Linked DNA regions of Homo sapiens: region 1 is linked to region 2. A link is a loop called in an ENCODE intact Hi-C map of the cell type or tissue named here. Cell type or tissue: ascending aorta. All regions are shown on one strand. Links, peaks and the distances in the headings refer to the core of each region. The heading gives the core; the rest is flanking DNA.

Evidence for each region. A loop is a pair of places that touch in the nucleus more often than their neighbours do. Peaks named below come from ENCODE experiments on the same cell type or tissue, not always from the same donor. Only the 100,000 strongest peaks of a DNase experiment are listed, where the experiment ranks them.
Region 1: a loop joins it to region 2, with 4 times the contacts of the local background. A loop is called at or near these places in 41 of 110 quality-filtered maps.

Annotation. Positions count from the first base shown.
Region 1 is chr3:141,103,569-141,108,939 of GRCh38, forward strand. All of the region lies in intron 2 of SPSB4 (splA/ryanodine receptor domain and SOCS box containing 4), which reads left to right. Among named protein-coding and RNA genes, the nearest start is that of SPSB4, 55 kb to the left of the region's middle. In ascending aorta, for the core only: CTCF peaks have their summits at 2,400 (motif pointing left) and 2,600 (motif pointing right); a DNase peak (open chromatin) is centred at 2,423; H3K27ac peaks cover 131 bases.
Region 2 is chr3:141,048,627-141,053,997 of GRCh38, forward strand. It overlaps SPSB4 (splA/ryanodine receptor domain and SOCS box containing 4), which reads left to right and starts at 2,721. Exons shown (of 3, transcript NM_080862.3): 1 at 2,721-3,366. In ascending aorta, for the core only: CTCF peaks have their summits at 1,321 (motif pointing right), 2,558 and 3,216; DNase peaks (open chromatin) are centred at 2,655 and 4,243; H3K4me3 peaks cover 2,674 bases; H3K27ac peaks cover 1,548 bases.

The sequences.
Region 1 (5,371 bases), core at 298-5,297, 55 kb after region 2:
TCATTTATACCTCCCTGGTTACCTGCCTCCCATTCCCTCCGCACAACAAACCACAAATGAGAATGTAGGGTAGGTAAGGCCAGAGACAGGCACACCAGCCGCAACCCTCCAACAGCGAACTGCCTACCCACATGAGGGACACAGAACAGCCACAGCAAACAAGAACTCTTAAAGTGCAGCTGTCCGGAGCCATTCAGCAAAGGGGCATGAGGCCCAGCCCTCAGGAGCCAGGCAGAGCAAGGTTGTAGTACCAAAAATGACCTTTTTTTTTTTTTTCCTTCTAATTCTGAATCCTCCAGAATGGATTCAGTTATGTTTAGGGTGATTAGTTCAAGATCAGGGAATAATGAGTCTTAGAAAAATTCCCACCCAAAGAGATCATGCTCAAAGTAGGTTCGTCACTTAAAAGGACCATTGATCCGACAAATTCACTCATGTTGAGAAAGCTTTCCCCAACAGTTTCCAATAAATGAGGTGTCAGTGAAATGATCTCAGCAGTGAAATAAATAATACCAGCATTAAACTATAAAGCAGCCCCTAGAAGGGTGTGATTATCTAGTGAGGGGTACAGACAAGGAGTGCCTGCAGGTCCCTGCGGGTGCAGAATGACAGAGGGACTGGGCCGAGAGGAGGACCTTGTGCAGCATTGAAATGGGGCAGGAATGGGCTGGAGGGAGAGGGCAGGGGAAAAGCACTCCAGGCAGTGGGAGTGGCAGGAGCAAAGGCAAGGGGCTGGAATGTGCTTCATTTCTTGGGGAAGGGGAAGAAAGTACATGAGACTGGCAAGAGGGAAGTTTGTGGGTAGATTCCTTGAGGAGAGCCTGCTGGGGCCAGACTGTGACCTGGACACGCTGCAGACACCTCCCAGGTGGCTGCCACTGACCAGCCACAGAAGCTTCTTTGAGGGCCTCCCAGACACACCCCCAAGGATCTCCTCTGCATGGCAGATGGCTGGGGTTGTTTTTGGCAGCTTAGATTCTGGAAGTCTGTGGGAGGAGATGGCCAGGCGGGAATGAAAGGCTGCCAGACCTCGTGACCTGCACACAGGTGGCCGGTGTCAGGCAGGCAGTGGTGTCTGCAGACTTTGCTGCCCAGACCTGGGCAGGGCCTGCCAGGGCGTCCTGGGAGCCAGCACAGGCTGCGCGGCCGGCCCATCACAAGTGAGCCTTTGTGGCCCCGGTTTACGAAACCAGCCAAATATTTTCCTTGTCACTTTATGAGGTGCTAGGTCTACCCATTCAAGCTGGGAAAAATAAAGCGTCACAGAATTTGCGCCGTTAGAGTTGAGGAGGTTTGAAGTGAACCAATGCTCCTTTTAAAAGAATTCTGTGCCCCTGGGAAGGCCTGTCAGCCTGAGGGGTAGGAGTACACCCAAGATCCCACCTCTGGAAGGGATGGGTACCATCCAAGCCGCCTGCAGGTTTTACAGACGTAGAGAATGAGGCCCTGAGTCTGGAAAGTCTTCAGCCCACAAGGCGGATGGAGTCAGATGAATGAGGAGACTGAGTTCCTTAAATATCTTTAGCACCATACATTCAGGAACCATTTTAGCCTCTTTTTCACAGGTGAGGCCAGAAAGGCTCACAGAAAAGGGTGGATGGGAATTCTCCTTCAGAACTTCACTGCAAGGCAGAAAGGATTCCAGAAGGGCTTTGAGGCTGAGGTGCGTGGTGAAACGGGATGTTACACACTGAAGTTGAAAAGCATCCGCCTTGTGCAGTAAGCCAGTGGGCAGTCACCATTGCGCTGATTCCTGGCCTCCCACTGAGTTCCCACATCCCCTACAAAGCCCCATTTCTTACTGCCCATGGCCTATAATTTCATTGGTAGATCTGCTTCCCTTTTGCCTCTAGTAATAAGTTTCATTTATTGGGTACTTGCTATATTATGCCAAGCATTCCACTAGGTACCTCATTCATTCATTTAACTGAGATTTATCAAACACCTACTATATGCTGCCCCCCGAGGATGCAGCAGCCCTGTCTGGCGTAGTATTGAATCCATTGTTACAGATGGATCATTTGAGCTCAAAGAGAAGTGACTTGCCGAAGACATACAGCTAATACACGGCAGAGTTGAATTTCAAAGCCAGGCGGGTCTGACTTCAAGGTATGGCTTCTCTCCACTCCCTCATTGACAGGGTTAGGAAGAGGCAAGTAATTAATAAAGAAGACACAATGTAAGTAATCATAATTCTTTTCTTTGCCTTCAAAGTTATAATAAAATAGATTAAAGTTTTAAATGCTTACTACGTTTTTTAAAAAAATTTCTTTTCCATCTCCCTTTCCTGGTAAACTGCTTATTATCTTTTAGATGAAATAAAGATACACTTTCATAAAAGAGAATCCGTGATGGCCACTTAAAATTCCACACTACATGTGGTAACTACATCGCCACCTGGTGGTACAGATTTTGCATAACGGGATGTAAATCAAGAGCAAAGACAACAGCTATGGGCCATTGGAAGGGACTACAATTTGGAAGTGAGAATTCAGAGGTTCTAGTCTGTGCTCTGCCCTAGACTGGCCGTGGTGGCACTGAGTCAGCCACTCCAGCCCTCTAGGTGGCAGATCCTTTTTTTGCAGCTCCTGTGTGGGCTGGTGTCCCTGGAGACTCCGTTTTAACTTGGACATTCCCTCTTTATTGTCCTCCTATGTTGCACTGAACTCAAAGAAAAATGCTCAGGTGGGTTTTGAGGTACCAGTTGGGGAGATAGTGTGGGGCAAGGCTTTCTGGAGCCCTCGGGCCACTCCATGAAGGCAGCACCTCCTCCTCTAAGTGTGCACCTTGGCCTGGCCTCAGGTATCCCATTATGGCTTTTCACCCTCCCTGGGATCTGCTCTGACTGCAGTCCTCTTAAGGGCAGTTCTCACCCCATGCCTTTCTCACCAGACCAGAGACCCTCTACCACACCCTAGGGTATCCATCAGGAATTACCTCCGATCAGAGTTCAAGAAACCAAGTTCAGGGTCTAGGATGGGCTTAGCACAGCAGAAGTAGTTTGTTAGTTGTATTCTTTTATAAGGAACAGAAGACCTGACCCCAAACTGCCTTAAGTTAATAAAAGGAATATATGTGCTTTTGTCACTGAGTAATTGTAGTTGCTTTAGCCTCACCTGTAATCCCAGGTTCAAACACCATTGGCAGGGTCTGACGTCTCTCTCTCCATTTCTCAGCTCTTCTTCCTTCGTGTCTAGTGGCACCTTAGGGGTGTCTTATGGGGCTTTAGGCCCCACACCCTCAACCTACCTGAAATAACAGGATCTAAGCAGACAGTGTTTCCTAGATCTCCCATCTCACAGACCACCACTCCTGAGCCCCTCCTACATACACATTCTAGAGGCCTCTGTATGGGGTCATCTTTCTCAGGTCCCCAAATGACTTCAAGGAGGCCCTGGGTCCACCTGTTGCTCCTTCTTATTGCAGGCCATGCCCAGCACAAGTCCTGGAATCCACTCTCATGGGCCCCACTGGGATCTCAGGCTCACCCCTGAACCAGTCAGTCACAGTGGCCACTGGACTGGAATGTGCTGATTGGCTCAGCCTGGTCAGAGGCTCCACGCCTGGGGTTGGGATGGGGCAAAGCCTCAGGAAAAACACACTCCCCAAGGGATCTGAAATGTTTTACCTAAAGGGCAGGTGACGGATGCTGGAGGCAAAACCATCAGAAATCCATTAGTAATTAACATAAAAGTTAGTAGAATGGAAGTTCATACATTATTTATCTTTTGAGTAAATCAGAGTGATAAGACTATCTTAATGGTAATGTCGCTTCATTCACTGGAAAGGTGTGTTCATAGGAATGCAAAAGGCTTAGGAAAAAAATAAATAAGACGAGAAGAGTCTGTTCAGCGACAGAGAAAACAGAGTTGGGCCTGGCCTCTGTCCTGTCCCCACTATGTGTCCATCCAGGGCAAGGACAGTATTGGTGAAGACATGTTTCAACAATGCCTTCAACTCAGCCCTGAAGAAGAAAGGTAGTCCCTTAGGTTTCTGAGTTTCCTTCTGGGAGTCTGTCTTGCATGTGAATATCATCCTGTAACTATTGGGACAGCCTTACATCCCCTCTGCTAGTCTCTAAAATTGACTTGAAGATTTTTATTTGTGCCCAGGCACAGTGGCTCAGGCCTGTAATCCCAGCACTTTGGGAGGCCAAGACAGGTGGATCACCTGAGGTTAGGAGTTCAAGACCAGCCTGGGCAACATGGTGAACTTTTCTCTACTAAAAGTACAAAAATTAGCCAGGCATGGTGGCTCAAGCCTGTAATCCCAGCTACTTGGGAGGCTGAGGCACGAACATCACTTGAACGCAGGAGGTGGAGGTTGCAGTGAACCGAGATCACACCACTGCACTCCAGCCTGGGCAACAGAGCGAGACTCTGTCTTAAAAAAAAAAATAAAATAAAAGATTTTTATTTGTCTGCGGTGGCCTCTTTCGCTGTTCTGTCCTGCTTGGGCTAATGTTTAAAATTCCAGATAGAGTGTCCAAGTGGGCAGGGCCTTAGGGACTCTGGTGCAAGCCCCTTCTGCTGTGAATGGGGGCCAGCGAGGGTCAGAGTCTTACTGAATTCACAGAGCTAGTTAAATCACCGAGCTCAGGAGCCTCTGCCTGGCAACCCCTTCTCGTGGGAGTCTCGTTACCACAGGGTTCCCAAGCAGGCAGACAGAGAGGCAGCCAAGGTGAAGGCCCCGATGACACCTTTGCTATGAATAACCCACAAAATCAATTACTGCAGTGGGCAGAGCAGCAGCCAGGCCCTTCACTGTGTGCTGCTGGGCGCATGTACTGAGATCACTTCTTGCTGCAGGGCTTCCCTTCCTAATTGTATTTTGCTCAAACTAATGTTAAAAATTAACTTTCCCAGCATTCAGATGAGGCCAAAGCAGGAGGTGGAATAAGAGAAAAGACTTAATTTTTAGTGGATAGACCACCAGGGAGCCACCTGGGATAGATGTTCTGTGTGTGTTTGATCTCTCAGAGATGGAGAACATTTACTGAGCAGCATTCTGTGCTAGGTCCTGGGGTACTCCCTAGGATCAGACCGAGGCCATGCCTCAAAGAGCCCCTAGTTTATCGGGTAGCCACACAAGTAACAATAGTGATAGTTCAGTGAGATGAGCATTAATAAAGGGCTCTGGGTAGTGCAGGAGGCGTGGAGGAGAGAGAGAATATCAGGTGTTTGGGTCAGCTGTGGCATCGAGGAAGTGCAGACAGAGGAGGAATATTTGAGTTGAGATTTAAAGACTCAAGTATCCCTTTCCCTAGATGGAGAAGACCGAAAGCAGCATTTCAGGGGAGGGCACAGCATGTGTGAAGGCACAGCGGCTTTAAATTGCACAGCAGCACTCAGGAGGTTGTGAGAAGTCCAAG
Region 2 (5,371 bases), core at 223-5,222:
TAGAAATGAGAAAGCTAGGACCCAAAGGCTTGGAATTGAGATTTAAGCCCAGAGCTGTCTGACTATGCCCATGCAATACTGTACATTCTTTAGAGCAATACTGTGGCTAGTTTTTCACGGTTGCATTTTTAGACTCACTCTTGGACAGTTAAGAACATCTTGCATTAGTTACCTACTGCTGAATAACAAATTACTCCAACATTTAGCTGATTAAAACAACAAACATTTATTATCTTACAGTTTCCATGCATCAGAAATCTAAGCACAGGTAGTTGGTTTCGGTGATTCACGATCTCTCATGAGGTTGCAGTCAAGGCATCACACAGGGCTGTATTGTCCTATGAAGGGCTCAGCTCGGCGGGGCAGAGATCTGCTCCCAAGTTCACTCATGTGGTTATCGGTAGGTCTCAGTCACTCACCATATGGGCCTCTCTCCACAGTGCCACTGCAGGATATAGCAGCTGGCTTCTCCAGAGAGGTGATCCCAAAAGAGAGCAAGAGTGTATGCTCAAAACAGAAGCCACAGTCTTCTTATAACCTAATATTGGAAGGAACATCCCATTACCTCTGCTGTATTCTGTTAGTGAGAAGCAAGTCAGTAAGTCTAGCCCACACTTTAAGGGAAAGGGTTTACACAAGGGAGTATATACCAGGAGTCAGGGATCACTGGGGGCCATTTAGAAGCTGCTGATCTCAATCTAAAGAATTTTAGTAGCCAGGCTATCCTGGCTTCTCCCCAAATGGCAAGTTGTTTCCCTTGTTATCCAGAGGCTGGAGGATTTGGGGGTCTACAGGGACACAAGGGGGCCCTGTTTTGGCCCACTCCTTTGTGCCTGGGGCATAATCTCATTGGGAAAGGCCAGTGTGGTGAACCTAACTGGAGCCCCCAAGGGAGGGGGGGAGTTGTTTTCTCAAATTGTGGCCACTGCTCCCTCCCTCCCTTATCCTTGAAGCTACTGTGATGCTTCCCAGCACCGAGTGGAAGCAACGGGCATCCTCCACACACACACCCAGCCTGTCAGCCAGATGGGTAGAGAAACCATCAGCATGAACGTCTGCTTTAAACTTTCCTTTGCTTCTGAGCTTCTTTCCACAAATTTTCTTTTCTTGCTCCCCAACCACATCCATAACCCCCACAGTAGCTCACAGTAGAGGTGCTCCAGGAGCTTGTCAATAGGAGGTAGGAAGGAAAGACACCAAGTGTGAATGTAGGTCAGCACTGCCACTTAGGGCAGTTCAAATCACATTCACTGTCCTCAGCATCTATCCTATGCTGGTGCAGGGCATCCAGAGATGTGTGAGGTACCTATACTTGCCCTCCAGGGGGGGCTCACAGTTTTAGGAGGGGCAGACATGCAAACAGACAGTGATGAAACGTTAGAATAAGTACAATAAATACGTGTCAATACACACTTTTGTCACCTCATCATGGTTATCTTGGTTCATAAAGCATCATCTTATGCTTAGACTATTACAGTAGCTGCCAACCTGGTTTCCTCCATCCATCCATCCAGTTGGCTGCTAAGAGGTCTTTCTGGAATGCAAATCCGACAAGGTCACTACCCTGGTTAAAGGCCTCCCAAAGTGATGGGGAAGGTCAAGCTCTTGATACAGTCTCCACCCAAGACCCTAGACACCGTCCATCCCTCCAGTTCCGTCATACCCCCTCTGCTCATAGCACAGGCTCTGTGCTGTGATAGGTAGCTCTCCAGGTGACCATGTTGTACCCCTGCCTCCAGGAGCTAATTCATGTAGACACATTTACTAGGAAACATTCCCAGTTGCCCTTTCCAGTCTGACAAATTCGCCCCAGAACCTCTCTCAAAACGTTTCCTTCATAGAGTTGGATTGTCTTTACTTGTTTTCCATGTCCTTGATGAAATGCGCACTCTGCATCTAGACTCTGTCTGCATCTAGACTCTGTCTGCATCTAGACTCTGCCTGGTACCTGGCACAGAGAGGGATTGGGTTAGCAAATGACTGCGTAATGGACCTAAAGTCAATTCTGGGAGCACAGACGAGGGCCACCAAACCAAGAACTTTCAATTTCCCCAAGGAAGCGCAGATACCAGAAGCACCCTCGAGGCTTCTGTTTTGGCCACGCCCTTTACCCCATCGCTCAGTTCAGGCTCCCAATGAGGCGGCCCACCATCAGCGCTGGTAGAGCAAAGAGACCGACTTCCTGCGCCTCGGGTGGGCGGGGAACGCTCCTTGAGCAGGTGCGGTATGAAATTGGACTTTAAGAGATGAGTTGGAGCCTGATCTCAAAAATAAAGTGTGGACGTGTGTGTCTGAGGAAGGGGGATAATAAACCACCCTTTTTTCCTCCTGGCTGCTATTTCCCACGTGCGTTGAGTAAAGGCACCAAAGCTGCCTAGTGACTGGGTGTCTCCTCCCCGTCAGGGGCACCCACCCTGGCGCTCCAGGAGCGCTTGAATGAATCCGGGAGGACCCGCGCGCAGGAATGAATGCGAGAGCTAGGGAGTGAGCGGGCGAGTGGGCGGGTGAGTGAATGGCGACCGCGCCGCCGCCTTGGCACAGGGGCGCGGGCGCGGGCTCCACTTCCCTCTCCCGCCAGCTGGTGGCCTCGAGAAGGTGGCGGCGCCGGCAGCGGCCCGAGCTGGGACGGCCGGGGCGCGGGATGGTGGGGGAAGGGGCGTTCCCGGCGACCGCGCCTTCCGCGGCTATTGGATTAGTGGCCTTCAGGGATGAGCTCAGCCAGATCGGCTTTCAGCTGCAGCCTCCGGGCCGGCCGGGAAGGCGGGGAGCGGGCGGCGGCGGCGGAGGAGGGGGAGGCGGCGGCGGCTGCAGCATCCAGAGCTGGCCGTGGCGGCCGGCGCGCCCCGCGCACAAAAGCACCCAGCCCCAGGGGAGGGCGATGAACACACCACATCCCGGGCCCGGGCCCCAGCTGCTGCTACCGCTGCGTGCGCTCAGGGCGCTGGGGAAGACGCCCGGCGCGCCGGGGGCCAGCGGCCGAGGCGCGGCCCGTGCGCCCTGAGCGCGGGACTCGTCGCCCTCCGGGTCAGGCGCCAAGCTTCCAAGCGGCTAGAGCGCGGGCCTTGGAGCGCCCCCAGGATCGCTTCAGTAAGGCGCTTCCCCACTCCAGGCCCGACCCCCGGCGCCTGAGCGCCAACTTCGCCAAGAACGCTCCTAACTCCAGGCCATCCTGCAGCGCAGAGGGGGCGCTGCTGCCGGGCATCAGCCGTGAGGACGCGCCCCTGGCCGTGCGGAGAGAGCCGGCATTTGCGGGTCACTCGGGCGCCCCTGAGTGGGCGGCGGCGGCAGCAGACCCCTCTCCAGGGAGTCCAGGACCTGCCAGCGCTGGGGATTCTTCCCGAACAGGCGCTTGCCCTCTCTTTTATGGTAAGTACTCTCCAGCTCCTGGTGAGGGGCGCGCGGGGGCCGGGAGCCGAGATCCGGCTGCACGGACTTTGTGCGGGCCAGCACTCGACACAGCTGGCGCTCCTGACGTCCCAGTCCCTGAGAATTCCTCTCTGCAGGTTGTGGCAGTTCGAGATGGTTGATTTGCGCGCAGCCCTGGGGCGTTTGGGGCCCGGCCTTTGGTATCATGGGTTCTAAGCCCTTTGCTTCTCTGCGTAGCGGACAACGCACAAAAAACTGCCATCCGATTCACCCGCTTTGGTTTGGATCCAGGATCCGTCACTCACTGGCTGAGTGACCTTGGACAGGGCGCCAAACCTGTTTCCTCATCCGTAGGATGGGAATGATAATTGTGCACATTTTATAGGGGTATTGGAAAGATCTATGGGATGGTGTTCGTAGGTAGACATGTGCTGGGCACACAGGAAACACTCAATCATATGTTAGCTAGTATTATTATTAGCTTTGCGAGCCCAAGCTTGTTATCCAACTTTCCGAAGCTGCAGCAGTTCCGTCGTCCGTGTAATGGGGACAATAATTCCTGGGGGTCTGTTCGTCCGGGGTATTCGGAGAGGTGGAAGTAAAGCACGGGTCACGCAATAGGCACCGGTGGCTGTTGTTACCGTTTATTCCTGACTCTGGGGCAGTGAGGCTGGTCGCCTGGCCCGAGAGCGACTCAGGGACCAGTCCTGGCCTTGCTTGAATACAAACTTGTCTATGCTCGGGAAGGGAGGGGGTTGGGAGCTCAGGAAACCCTAGGCGCAGGGCTCTGGGAAGGAGGGAGGGGGTCAGAGACTTGAGCGCGGCAAATGTGTCCGCCCTGGTCGCTCTGTACGCGCCAGGGGCTCCAAGCCAGAAGGGGACGCCGAGCCCCCGACCTCTGACTGGCGGGAGAACCGGGGGAGTGGCTGCTCCCGCCGGCCCATGGCCAAGCGCAGACGGCTGCCGGCAGGAAGGAGAGGAGGGCACTTTTCTGTACCGCTGTCGCGAGAAGGTGGAGAGTTCTCAGTTCTGGAGTCAGGCTTGGGTTCGAATCTGTCTCCACCACCAGCTCGCGGTGTGACCTTGGGCAAGTTCTCTAACCTCCCCCCGCTTGGTTTCCTCTTCTGCGCCCCACTCTCCTCCTTGGGGGGTTGGGGGATGAAGATAGGAGTTCCTTTCTCTCAGACTCTGAGCCCTCTATCCTCCCACCCCCTTTCTGGCCCCCTGCCCCCCACCCGCGCAATTTGATGAGCTTAAGTCTGGAAGACGTAAAATGTGTAAAAGCATGATATAAACATCCTTTACCCAAGGGCATATTCCTCTGAGACACATACCCTCTAATTTATTCCATTTTTAAAAATGGTAATGAAAAGAATTTAAGCCACCTTTGGCAAATCACAAACAAAATTCAACTTACTGGACCTTCTACCCAAATATCTCTCCAGTTTGTATTTCTCGTTTATTTTAAAGATATATTTAATGATATAAAAATAAAATCTGCAAGGAAAAGAAATCACCAGAAACAGTCAAAAGATATATGACAAACTGTCACATATGACATATACCACTCCTATCACAACAGGCTCATCTCTTTAAATATGTAAGAGATTCCTGAGGTCAACAAACAAAAGATCAAATGGGCAAAGACACGATTCATACATGCGAAATAAAATAGAAATGATACCAAAACATATGACAAGATACCTTACCTCAATACGAAAAATGCAAGTTAAAATTACAAGATTTTTTTTTAATGTATCAAATTAGCAAGTAGTCATAACCATTTATCAGAAGCATCTTTTAAAAATGTAGATCACATTTCTCCCTAGCTCAGGACCTCCTTAAGGCTGCCACAGAGTAAAATCTAGATGATCCCAGGGGTCCTCAGGTCTGGTACTGCCCTTCTCCACCTCTTCCTCACCATTTTCCTCTCCCCCACTACCCACCCTCCTAGCCTTCTTCCTTTTACTCCAACACTCCAAAGGCTCATTCACTTGCTGTTCCC